Linked DNA regions of Homo sapiens: region 1 is linked to region 2. A link is an interaction called in ENCODE POLR2A ChIA-PET data of the cell type or tissue named here. Cell type or tissue: PC-3. All regions are shown on one strand. Links, peaks and the distances in the headings refer to the core of each region. The heading gives the core; the rest is flanking DNA.

The links. ChIA-PET counts read pairs that join two places held together with the same protein. Peaks named below come from ENCODE experiments on the same cell type or tissue, not always from the same donor. Only the 100,000 strongest peaks of a DNase experiment are listed, where the experiment ranks them.
Region 1: POLR2A ChIA-PET joins it to region 2 with 5 read pairs; 1 of 35 experiments calls an interaction of 5 or more read pairs at or near these places.

What each region holds. Positions count from the first base shown.
Region 1 is chrX:7,985,457-7,991,571 of GRCh38, reverse strand. The region is part of intron 1 of LOC107985675 (a long non-coding RNA gene); the gene reads right to left. Among named protein-coding and RNA genes, the nearest start is that of PNPLA4, 61 kb to the right of the region's middle. RefSeq lists an enhancer at 4,110-4,404. In PC-3, for the core only: no CTCF peak of the experiment used is centred there; DNase peaks (open chromatin) are centred at 3,003 and 3,366; H3K4me3 peaks cover 803 bases; H3K27ac peaks cover 2,400 bases.
Region 2 is chrX:8,288,178-8,294,292 of GRCh38, reverse strand. All of the region lies in intron 2 of LOC107985675 (a long non-coding RNA gene), which reads right to left. Among named protein-coding and RNA genes, the nearest start is that of VCX2, 120 kb to the right of the region's middle. In PC-3, for the core only: no CTCF peak of the experiment used is centred there; no DNase peak of the experiment used is centred there; H3K27ac peaks cover 889 bases.

The DNA.
Region 1 (6,115 bases), core at 1,229-5,228, 300 kb after region 2:
AACTTTGACAGGGTGTAGTGAAGACAGTGTCCTATTACAGCAAATAAGAAGACAGGCCAGAGGTTTTAGAGGTGTTGATTTTTAAGCCTTAAGCAAAACTGGCTTAACCATAAGAAAAGAAGTTAAGAAGAATATGAAAAAAAAGATTTTATCTATTACATCTGTGCCACAATAAATGTCACAGATTTAATTAGCTCATTTCACTGTATTATATGAGTCTATTTTTTTACATCATCAATTGAGCATCCACATTCACTACATTGCAAAAGACATTTTCCAGAAGTCCCCAAATTTATCCACGTCTTAAGATGGTTTCAATGAATGGTCCATACATTGCAATCCCGAAAAATGGAGGCAAATGTGCTTCATTTCTTCTTGCTCATGAGCAGGTGGTTTTCACTAGCTCATATCTTTGATACCTCTAAAATGGTTTTTGAAAAGTACAAATGTGTCACTTACAGGGAAGACACCAGCAATAGCTTCAATATCCATAAAAAATGTGTCAGTAAAAGGGAGTGAAAAATGGAACACAAGTTTCCTTTTCCCTTGCTATAAACAATGAGCAAGCCCAGAATATTTTCTATAAAAACACACATTTTGTTTAAGAGCCAGTATCATGAACCCTGTGTTCGTTCCTATAAAATATTGCTTCCAATAACAGTTTGGGGGAGGAAAATATATTTAATAATTCTCAGTCAACTTAGTCCAGTGCACTAAAGCTTAAATAAAATGTAATTTAGAAAACAACATCCTAGACAAAACAAGATGACAATGGTGAGGTTTTAAAAAAATCTCTATAAATCTTTTCACAAAACTACACAAAGCAACTGAAAAGAAAATGGACACTGTGTTGGTTTCCCATTCCTGCTATACCAAATGACCACAAACTCAGTGGCTGAAAACGAATCAGATTAATTATCTTCTAGTTCTGAAGGTCAAAAGTCCAAAAACAATCTTCACGGGACTGAAATCAAAGTGTTGGTGGGGCTGCATTCCTTTCTGGAGGCTTTAGGGGAGGATTTTTGTTTGTTTCTTTAAAATCTTATAATATTGCCACAGCATATCTCAGTGTTTATTGTTTGGGATTAAGGTTGATGTTCATAGCTACTCACTGTGCCTTTTCACTGTGGAGATTCAAATCATCTTTTGATGCTCTCTTTATCTCTTGAAGACATGGTAACAGAATGGAGCAATATAAAAATTATTAAAATAATGTGCTAAAAGAAAATGATTAATAAATAGCTAATAGCAATAATAAAGCATCTACAAGTATCTAAGTAAGGATAAAATCCAAGCAGACTCTTCTGCGATGATTTGGTGAACCCTCAGGGGTCAAGCACGAGGAAGCCCTAGGGGTCTGATGTTTTACGGTGGAAGTTCAAGAGAGGACACCCTTGGGTTTGACCTCCATCTCATGCACACAGATGCAATTTGCATCTTAAGCATGTATACATCATTATTGTAGGGCATACTCAACATATTTTATCACTATGACTGACACAGAAGTTAAGGCAGGAGCTTCCCAATTATAAAAAAAAAAAAACCCAACCCACTAAGCTGAGCCAGAGAAAACTAATAAAAACAATTAGAGCAGTTTTGATGCAGGTCTTGCTGGAGAGTCATCCATCTCCAGGTGAGTCCATGAGCTCAACCAGATGTTCAGCTGCAATAAGACCTTCTATCTTATTCTTCAGCTGGCTAAGCCAGATGGTGGGGAGATGTTATCTCTTCATCCCTCTTTCTCACTCACTTGTCAAGTTTAAGTCTTTTTCACCTTGGTCCCCAAGTAACTGAGAGCTGCCAAGTGCCTAGGTGTTGACAACAATGCAATCACTCCCTCTCAAAAGAGAGAAAGGGATGGTTTGTCTGTGGCAAATAACTGGCAGCGTGGGTAGGGGGGAATGTCTTAATCTGTTTGTGATACTATCACAGAATAGCTGAGAGTGGTAATTTATAAACAACAGACAATTATTTCTCACAGTTCTGGAGGCTGGAAAGTCCAAGATTGAGGCACTGGCAGAGTCAGTATCTAGTAAGAACTGCTCTCTGCTTCCAAAATGACAACTTGTGACTGGGTCCTCAACATGGCAGAAGCCAAAAGGGACGAGTTAGTCCCCAGAGCCCTTTTATAAGGGCACTAATCGCCTGCTAATGGCCCCATCTCTTAATACATTCCCTTTGGGGACTACGTTCCAGCGTATGAGCTTTGGAAGACACATGTATGTGTAAGTCCTACACTGTCAGAATCTATCTTGGCTCATCATCTCCTTACTAGCCAAATCCATGGGACAACGGCAAACCAAGCTATCAGGGGCCGCCACAGTGCTGCTTAGGGGTGGTGCAGCCACTTGGCTTGGTTTCACCTTTGCTTCCACATCCTCCACTGTTAACCGACCCCAGTGCCTGTATATTGGGGTATGGATGTTCTGTTGTCAGGCCAACTTGGGAGGATATGATTGTATAGGACGTCCTCCCAGTGATGTAGCCACAAGTCCCTTTTGATGTTCCTAAATGGTTTGTAAACTTTTTCCACATTTCTGTACGTCAAGGTTCTCCTGTAACCTAATAAGTCCATTGCCCCGTGCATGTGGCAAGTCACTGCCCCGAGACACCGGGTTGCAGCAGAGAAAGAGGTTTAATCATGGGGCTGCCAAATGAGGAGATGAGAGGAAACCTTCAATCCATCTCTCCAAGGAGTTTGGGGCTAGGGGCTTTAAGGGTTTTGGAGTGGGCCGAAGCGTGGAGATCACTGATTGGTAGAAGAGTGCAGGGTGAAGTCATGGGACAGGGCAATGAAGAAGCTGTGTTCTCACGCTGATTGGGTTCCTCTGTGGGGGGTCTTCAAACTGGTTGGCCTCAGCTGTTTCACTGGAATTCAGGATCTGCTGAAGCAATTCTTAAACAGAAGCCTCTGATTCTAACATCAGAGATCCTTTCGATAGGAACAACAGAGATGCAAATGGTCAGGATCTAGTGCTATGGGGCTCGTGGTTACAAGGAAGTGGGTGCAAGTGCAGCCTGAGGAATGCTGAATGATGACTCTATTTCTGTCCGGAATTCTTGGGAACCCTGTGAGGATGGCTTCCTGCCCTGAGTAGCCCCAGAACTCTTGTGGAGCATCCACTAGGAATGTATGAGGTAAAGGGGTTGATTTTATTAGATCCTCATATTGCTCCAGGTTTATGAGTCACTACTTGTCCTCAAATGCAGTCAATACAAAGGTATTTCCTTAAGAAAAAACAGTGGGCTCATCAAGTCAACACCACACTGTATTTCATCAAAGAGAGCCTTCCTTACACATTGACAGCATGTGAACTTCCCCCTGACTCAAAATACCTATAAAGTGCCCTGAGCAGACCCGGGAGCAGGATCACAGTTAAGTAAAGTGTTCAAGTCTCACTGTAGAGTATTTTCCTTTGGTCCCTAAGCCCTCTCCTAGCCATAGCTTTAAAATAAATAAATAAAAGCCCTAGCTTTCTCAGGCAACTGTCAACCCGTCATTGTTTTCAGCTGTGGCTCTTGCCACAATTGAACCCAAATTCATTTTTAATGATAACATTTCTACACTTTTGCAAAGTAGTTAACCCAGATGTGACACACTGAGAATAAAAAGCAGATGTCTTCATCAGATCCTGAATGTGCTACTCTCATAAAACATATCTATTCATAAATGTCTTAGGCTAGACGATGATTTATTGTAGCTGAGCTTTTCATGCCCCGCCAAAAGAAAGGCTAGAAGCACAAGTGTGGGAGTTTACCAGCTGTCCTGATGAAACAAGAGAGAACCCACTCATGTCTTCATCACAATTGTGCCCAAGGACAGTTTTTCTAATCATGCTATGTCAAGTTTTAGCACAAACAATGTTGTAATTTCCTACTTCCTCTTTTCAGAATCACAAGTTACTAATGAAGAAAAGAAATAAAAGAAAAAACCCTAGAGAGCAACTGTACCCCATCTGTAAAATATTCAAAAAAGAATAGAAATGAAGGCTTATTGCACACACAAACGAGGCTGCAATTTGTGAAAGTTGTGAGAATGAAGTGGGGGTGACTAGTGTTAAGAAAATCCTGGCAAACAGAGCCAGGGAAAACCATGGAGATGGTTCACATGCTTGTAGGTCTGATAACAAAAACTATCACAAAAGGCTGCAAAAACCACAACCTTGCACAAATGTCATCGCAACCTTACAGAAAAAATACTTCTATAAGGACATCTGCCAAACAACTCCCTGACCAAACTCGGACTGGTGTCACCTTTGTTATTGATTTTTGTAGTCAAAGATAATGATTTCAAAACAGTTACATCATCCTCCTCATTTTTCCCTTTAAAAACTTTTGTCTTCCTTTACCTCCCTGAATAGGCGTATAGTTTACTATGGCATGTGTGTTTCTATTGCAATGCCCTGTTCACAAATAAACATCTTTTCTTTTGGAGAGACTCTCTGTTATTTAGGTTGACAAAGTAAAATGTAGTTTTCACTATTTTGACTTCATGGCATTTCCTTTAAGTCTCAGGCTCACCAGTGCATGTTTATATGGAACGAAAAAAAAAAAAAACTATTATTTGAACAGACAGTGCCGCCATAAGAATGTGGGATTTATAAGTACCACGCGCTAACCGATTGCGCCACTGGAGAGTAAACTATCGCAAGAACAAAGAACCAAACACCGCATATTCTCACTCATAGATGGGAACTGAACAATGAGAACACATGGACACAGGAAGGTGAACATCACACTCTGGGGACTGTTGTGGGGTGGGAGGAGGGGGGAGGGATAGCATTAGGAGATATACCTAATGCTAAATGACGAGTTAATGGGTGCAGCACACCAGCATGGCACATGTATACATATGTAACTAACCTGCACATTGTGCACATGTAACCTAAAACTTAAAGTATAATAATAATAAAATAAACCAATCCAAATGAAGATTTAAAAAAAAAATTTAAAAAAAAGAATGTGGGATTTAAAGACGGTGCATTCTAACTTCTTGAGGGTCTGAGTTTAACACTGATTCCAGTGTGCTGAGATTCCTTTGTCCTTGGGAATGACCTCCTTGTGTTTGGGTGGTGGATCCCAAGGGCCTCCTTACAGAGACAAGAGAATCTCCAAGTTCAAGGGGACCTTACCTTAAATATTAACCAGTCCCAAATCCATAGAGACAGAAAGATTAGTGGTTGCCAGGGGCTGGGATAAGGGAAGATTGGAGGGTGATTACTAATGGCTTTCTTTTTGAGATGACAGAAATGTTCTGGAATTAGATAGTGGAGATGGTGATACCTGTACACCCTTGTGAATATACTAAAAACTAGTGAATAGTTATACTTTAAAGTGGTAAATTTTGTACTATGTGCAATATCTCAATAAAAATGAATGAAAAGGTCAGTACTATGTTAAAGTTCTTTTGTGTGCATGAGCCCACACACACGTGTCACCAGTCAGTCTACACATTCATATGGTAATGCTCACATCAGCACCCTTGCCATGGGATCACCCAGCTTATGTACAAATACACCCAGGATAGAGCAAGGCACCACCTTTCAAAGAAGCCCCTTCCATTGTTGAATGACTCTTGCTATTAGAAAAGAATCCCACCAGCCAGCTGAAATAGGCTTTGCTGTGGCCTTCACTCACTGGCACTGCTGTTACCCCTTGCAGCTTTAGAAAATGACTTTATTAATCTTTATGAAAAAGATGCCTTAGCAACAACTTTCCCATTACTCCTGGATCATCCCTTCTCCAGATTATATAACCTCAGTGTCATCAACCACACATCCTGAAACTTGGTTTTGAGTCATCTTTCTCATTATTCTCCTCAAAGTGTGTTCAGTTTATCCAGGTTTTTTCAGTAGTGTGGTTTCTTGAGCTGGAAGAAGTACTGCTGAAGTCATCTCATGCAGCTCTCCAAGAAGCAAAGCCCAAGTCCCCAACATCTCCCCTGACATTGTGGTGAACACCAAGAAGCTATAAGATCAGATGTCTTCTCTCAAGTAGGGCTGCCAGATAAAATACAGGACTGTTTAACATGAATTTCAGGTAAACAATGAAATATTTTTTGTATAATCATGTCCTAAAGACTGCCTGGGACACACTTATACTAAAAAAGTATTCG
Region 2 (6,115 bases), core at 1,416-5,415:
ATTGCATCTGGCGGTATGGTAATTTTCACAGTGTTGATTCTACCCATCCATGAGCATGGGATGTGTTTGCATTTGTTTGTGTTGTCTATGATTTCTTTCAGCAGTGTTTTGTAGTTTTCCTTGTAGAGATCTTACAAGTTTTCCTTGTAGAGATCTTTCACATCCTTGGCTAGGTATATTCCTAAATATTTTCGTTTTTATTTTTCCTCTTTACCAATTTGGATGCCCTTTATTTCTTTCTCTTGTCTGTTGCTCTGGCTAGGACTTCCAGTACTATGTTGAATAGAAGTAGTGAGAGTGGGCGTCCTTGTCTTGTTCTAGTTCTCAGGGGGAATGCTTTCAACATTTCCCTGTTCAGTATAATGTTGGCTGTGGGTTTGTTGTAGATGACTTTTTTTTTAAGTATGTCCCTTCGATGCCGATTTTTCTGAGGGTTTTAATCATAAAGGGATGCTGGATTTTGTAAAATGCTTTTTCTGTGTCTATTGAGATAATTGTGTGACTTTTAATTGTGTTTCTGTGGTGTATCACATTTATTGACTTATGTATGTTAAATCATTCCTGCATCCCTCTTATGAAACCCATTTGATCATGGTGGATTATCTTTCTGATATGCTGTTGGATTCAGTTTGCTAGTACTTTGTTGAGGATTTTTGCATCTATGTTTATCAGGGATATTGATCTGTAATTTTCTTTTTTTGTTATATCCTCTCCTGGTTTTGGTATTAGGGTGACAATGGCTTTAGAGAATGATCGACTTAGAGAGGATTCCCTGTTTCTCTATCTTTTGGAATAGTGTTAATAGGATTGGTACCAATTCTTCTTTGAATGTCTGATAGAATTCAGCTGTGAATCCATCTGGTCCTGGACTTTTGTTTTTGGTAATTTTTTTTATTGCCATTTCAATCTCATTGCTTGTTATTGGTCTGTTCGGAGACTCTATATCTTTCTGGTTTAATCTAGGAGGGTTATATACTTCCAGGAATTTATCCATCTCCTCTAGGTTTTCTAGATTATGCCTGCAAAGGTGTTCATAGTAGCCTTGAATAATCTTTTGTATTTCTGTGGTATCAGTTGTAATATCTCCCATTTTGTTTCTAATTGAGCTTATTTGGATCCTCTCTCTTTTCTTGGTTAATCTTCTCTCTTTTCTTGGTTAATGGTTAATGGGCTATCAATTTTATTTATCTTTTCAAAGAACCAGTTTTTTGTTTTATTTCAATTTTTTTTTCAATTTCATTTAGTTCTGCTCTGATCTTCATTATTCATTTTCTTCTGCTGGATTTGGCTTTCAATTGTTCTTGTTTCTCCAGTCCCATTAGAAGTGACCTTGGATTGTCTATTTGTGCTGTTTCAGATTTTTTGATGTAGGGCTTTCCTCACTAAAGGAAAAATTATTGATTAGAAATGATCTGCTTTTACTGATTCCGATAAACTTGCCTTTAATACATAAATGCTATGAACTTTCCTCTTAGCACTGCCTTTGCTGTATCCCAGAGGTTTTGATAGGTTGTGTCACTATTATTGTTCAGTTCAAAGAATTTCTTAATTTCCATCTTGACTTCAGTGTTGACTCAATGATCATTCAGGAGTAGATTATTTAATTTCCATGTATTTCCATGGATTGGAGGGTTCCTTTTGGAGTTGATTTCCAATTTTATTCCACTGTGGCCTCAGAGAGTACTTGATATAATTTCAATTTTCTTAAATTTACTGAGACTTGTTTTGTGGCTCATCATATGGTCTATCTTGGAGAATTTTCTATGTCCTGATGAATAGAATGTATATTCTGCAGTTATTGGGTAGAATGTTCTGTAAATATCTGTTAAGTCCATTTGTTGTAGGGTATAGTTTAAGTCCATTGTTTCTTCGTTGACTTTCTGTCTTGATGACCTGTCTAGTGCTGTCATTGGAGTATTAATATCCCCCACGACTATCTTGTTGCCATCTATCTCATTTCTTAGGTCTAGTAGTAATTATTTTACAAATTTGGGAGGTCCAGTGTTGGGTGCATATATGTTTCGAATTGTGATATTTTCCTGTTGGACTAGATGTTTTAACATTATATAATGTCCCTCTTTGTCTTTTTTAACTGCTGTTGCTTTAAAGTTTGTTTTGTCTGATATAAGAATAGCTACTCCCACTCACTTTTGGTGTCCATTTGCATAGAATATCTTTTTCCATCCTTTTACCTTAAGTTTATATGAGTTCTTATGTGTTAGTTGAGTCTCCTGAAGGCAACAGATAGTTGGTTGGTGAATTCTTATCCATTCTGCAATTCTGTATCTTTTAAGTGGAGCATTTAGGCCATTTACATTCAACATTAGTATTGAGATGTGAGGTACTATTCCATTCATCATGCTATTTGTTGCCTGTATACCTTGGCTTTTTAAATTGTATTTTTGTTTTATAGGTCCTGTGAGATTTATGCTTTAAAGAGGTTCTGTTTTGATGTATTTCCAGGATTTGTTTCAAGATTTAGAGCTCTTTTTAGCAGTTCTTATAGTGATGGCTTGGTAGTAGCAAATTCTCTCGGCATTTGTTTGTCTGAAAAAGACTGTATCTTTCCTTTATGAAGGAAATTCACTGGATTCAAAATTCTTGGCTGATAATTGTTTTTTTGTTTTTTGTTTTTTTTTTTTGAGACAGAGTCTCACTCTGTCACCAGGCTGGAGTACAGTGGTGTGATCTTGTCTCACTGCAACCTCTGCTTCCTGGGTTCAAGTGATTCTCCTGCCTCAGCCTCCCGAGTAGCTGGGAGTACAGGCATGCACCACCACACCCAGCTAATTTTTTGTATTTTTAGTAGAGACAGGGTTTCACCATGTTGGTCAGGATGGTCTCAATCTCCTGACCTCGTGATCCACCCACCTTGGCCTCCCAAAGTGCTGGGATTACAGGTGTGAGCCACTGCGCCTGGCCAATTGTTTTGTTTAAACAGGCTGAAGATAGGGGCCCAGATCCTTCTTGCTTGTAGGGTTTCTGCTGAGAAATCTGCTGTTAATCTGATAGGTTTTCTTTTACAGGTTATCTGGTGCTTTTGCCTCACAGCTCTTAAGATTGTTTCCTTCACCTTGACTTTAGATAACATAATGACAATGTGCCTGGGTGATGATCTTTTTGCAATGAATTTCCCAGGTGTGCTTTGAGCTTCTTTTATTTGGATATCCAGGCCTCTAGCAAGGCCAGGGAAGAGTTCCTTGATTATTCCCCCAAATATGTTTTCCAACCTTTTAGATTTCTCTTCTTCCTCAGGAATGCCAATTATTCTTAGGTTTGGTTGTTTAACATAATCCCAAAATTCTTGGAGGCCTTGATTATTCATTTATTTCTTACTCTTTTTTGGATTGAGTTAATTTGAAAACCTTGTTTTCGAGCTCTGAAGTTCTTTCTTCTGCTTGTTCAATTCTATTGCTGAGACTTTCCAAAACACTTGGCATTTTCTAAGTGTGTCTTTTATTTCCTGAAGTTGTGATTGTTTTCACTTATGCTATGCATTTCACTGAAGATTTATCCTCTCATTTCTTGTATTATTATTACTTTTTTGATTTCCTTAAATTGGACTTCACCTTTCTCTGATGCCTCCTTGATTAGCTTAACAATCTACCTTCTCAATTCTTTTTCTAGCAACTCAGAGGTTTCATCTTGGTTCAGTTCCATTGCTGGTGAGCTGGTATAATCTTTTGGGGGTGTTAAAGAATCTCATCTTGTCATATTACTAAAATTGTTGTTCTGGTTCTTTCTCATTTGAGTAGACTATGTCAGAGGAGAAATCTGGGATTCAAGGGCTGCTGTTCAAATTCTTTCGTTTCATGGGGTGCTCCCTTGAAGTGGTGTTCTTCCCCTTCCCCTAGGAATGGGGCTTCCTGAGAGCCAAACTGTAGTGACTGTTTTTGCTCTTCTGGGTCTCGCCACCCAGCAGAACTACCAAGCTCCAGGCTGGTACTGGGGAGTGTCTGCAAAAAGTCCCATGATGTGATCCATTTACAGATCTTGCAGCCATGAATACCAGTACCTGCTCCAGTGGAGTTAACAGGGTAGTGAGGTGGATTCTGTGAGGGTTTTTGGTTGTGTTTTTGTTTAGTGTGTTGGTTTTGTGTTGGTTGGCCTCCAGCCAGGAGATGGTGCTTTCAAGAATGCATCAGCTGCAGTCCTATAGGGAGGATTCAAACCTGCCCTAGGGACACCTGGTTAAGTATTCAGGTTTCTCAGGTGGTAGCCAGGGCCATAGAGCTCCCAAGAGATGATGACCATTGTCTTCTGCTAGCAGGGTGGGTAGAGAAAGACCACCAGGTTGGGGCAAAGATAAGCATGTCTGAGCTCAGCTTCTCCTTGGGTGGGGCTTGCTGTGGCTGCTGTGGGGGATGGGGATGTGGGTCCCAGTCCAATGGAGTTATATTCCCAGGGGGATTATGGTTGCCTCTGCTGAGTAATACAGATTACCAGGGAAGTGGGGGAAAGCTGGCCCAGACCACAAGCCTCCTCATTGAGAAAGCAAGCTGACTCACAGTTTTTCAGGATTTCAGGGAGCCTGCAGTAGTGATCCAGTTCCTTCAGAGGGTCTGTGGATTCTCTTAGCATTCCTGTTATATTCCTGCGGTAGTTCTTGCAGCAAAAGTTCACAACATGAATCTCCACATGCTGCTATCTGTGGGAGCAGGAGCTGCAAGCTAGTCCTGCCACCTATCTGCCATCTTAATCCCCTGCTCAATGAACTTTGAAGTTTAGTGCCTTGTTAGTGGTGAGTAGCCACTTCATGGGTAACAAATTTTATTTGAAGACAAGCTTCCTGGTGCTTGCCCTAAACTCCTAGTTACAGCTCTGGGAAAGAGAATGCAAGTCAGAGAGGACTGCAAGGGGAAAGGTGGTTGTAAAGACACGCTGTCTTCTGTCTTGGTACTGAGTTTATGTTGATGTAGGGTCTTCCCCGATCTGAGTTGACATAATAGGATGGGACCAGATTATCAAGAACTGTTTGAATGCCTGTGACATTTGTATGGTGACGAGGTAGCAAATGTGCACCATGGTTTACCCCATAATATGCCTGTGTCAGATTCTGCATTTCTGCTAGCCATCAGCTTAGCCTCATTTTCCTTTCCTTCTTTTTCTTCCCAGTCATAATGTCATTTGGGATGTTTTAGGCAACAAAGAACAATCCAACGTGATGACATTTTTATAGTATAGTTATAGATAGCTCTGTCAACAGCATAAAGGTGAATGGGTAAAAATGAGTTCTGTAATGATGTTGACAAAGCTAATTTAAAAGTGGGCTCTTGCTCTTTGAAAAGTTGTTTTCGAATTCCCATTAAGGTCTTGGGGGATGAGAAACTTATTTTCAATATCTTTAAGAATAATAATCATTTTTGAGTCTCACTTATTTTTTCTCTCAACTATTTATGGGATGATTACTGTCCACATATACCTGCAATGGTGAGTCATAGAGTTTCCCAGAAGGCTGATCATGTCTGTGGAGGACAGGATGAGAATGACTAGTCTTCTTTATAATGAAATACTTCAAAGATGCATGTCATCATTTAAGTTCCTGGTGGCAGGGGAAGTGATCATATATCAAAGTGACTGAAAGGACCTGATGGGACTATTACCTTGTTTGTTATGTCTTTGTCTGTCATCACCAAGGAGCAGACATAGTCTATACTTTCAAAGGAATGAGCAGAGAGATAAGGCTTTCTGAATATTCCCTGGCTTTACCTCACCATATGAAGATTTGATACACTGGTGTCCTCCATATTTGCAGGATTCATTAAAAGAAGGGCCATCTCTAATGAGTGATGACAAAGCCCACCTTCTCATTACTCACTCAGAAGATGGTGGTTGTTGGAAACCCAACAGCTCACTTAGTTTTGTTCCTTCCCTTTCTTTTACAATTTATGCAACCAAGATGATAGGGGATGTCTTTAGTCTGGAATAATCACTCATGAACAAAGCTTTGCCTTTCATTTTATAGTGCATTTGCTAATATCAAATGAGGAAGACAAAAGTCTGAATACTTTTTTTAAAAAAAGAACAAAAAGTTGTGCCAGCCTTCAGTTACTTAATTATTTGTTCAACAACTATATTAGTAAGGGTTCTCCAGAGAAACAGAATGAATAGGATA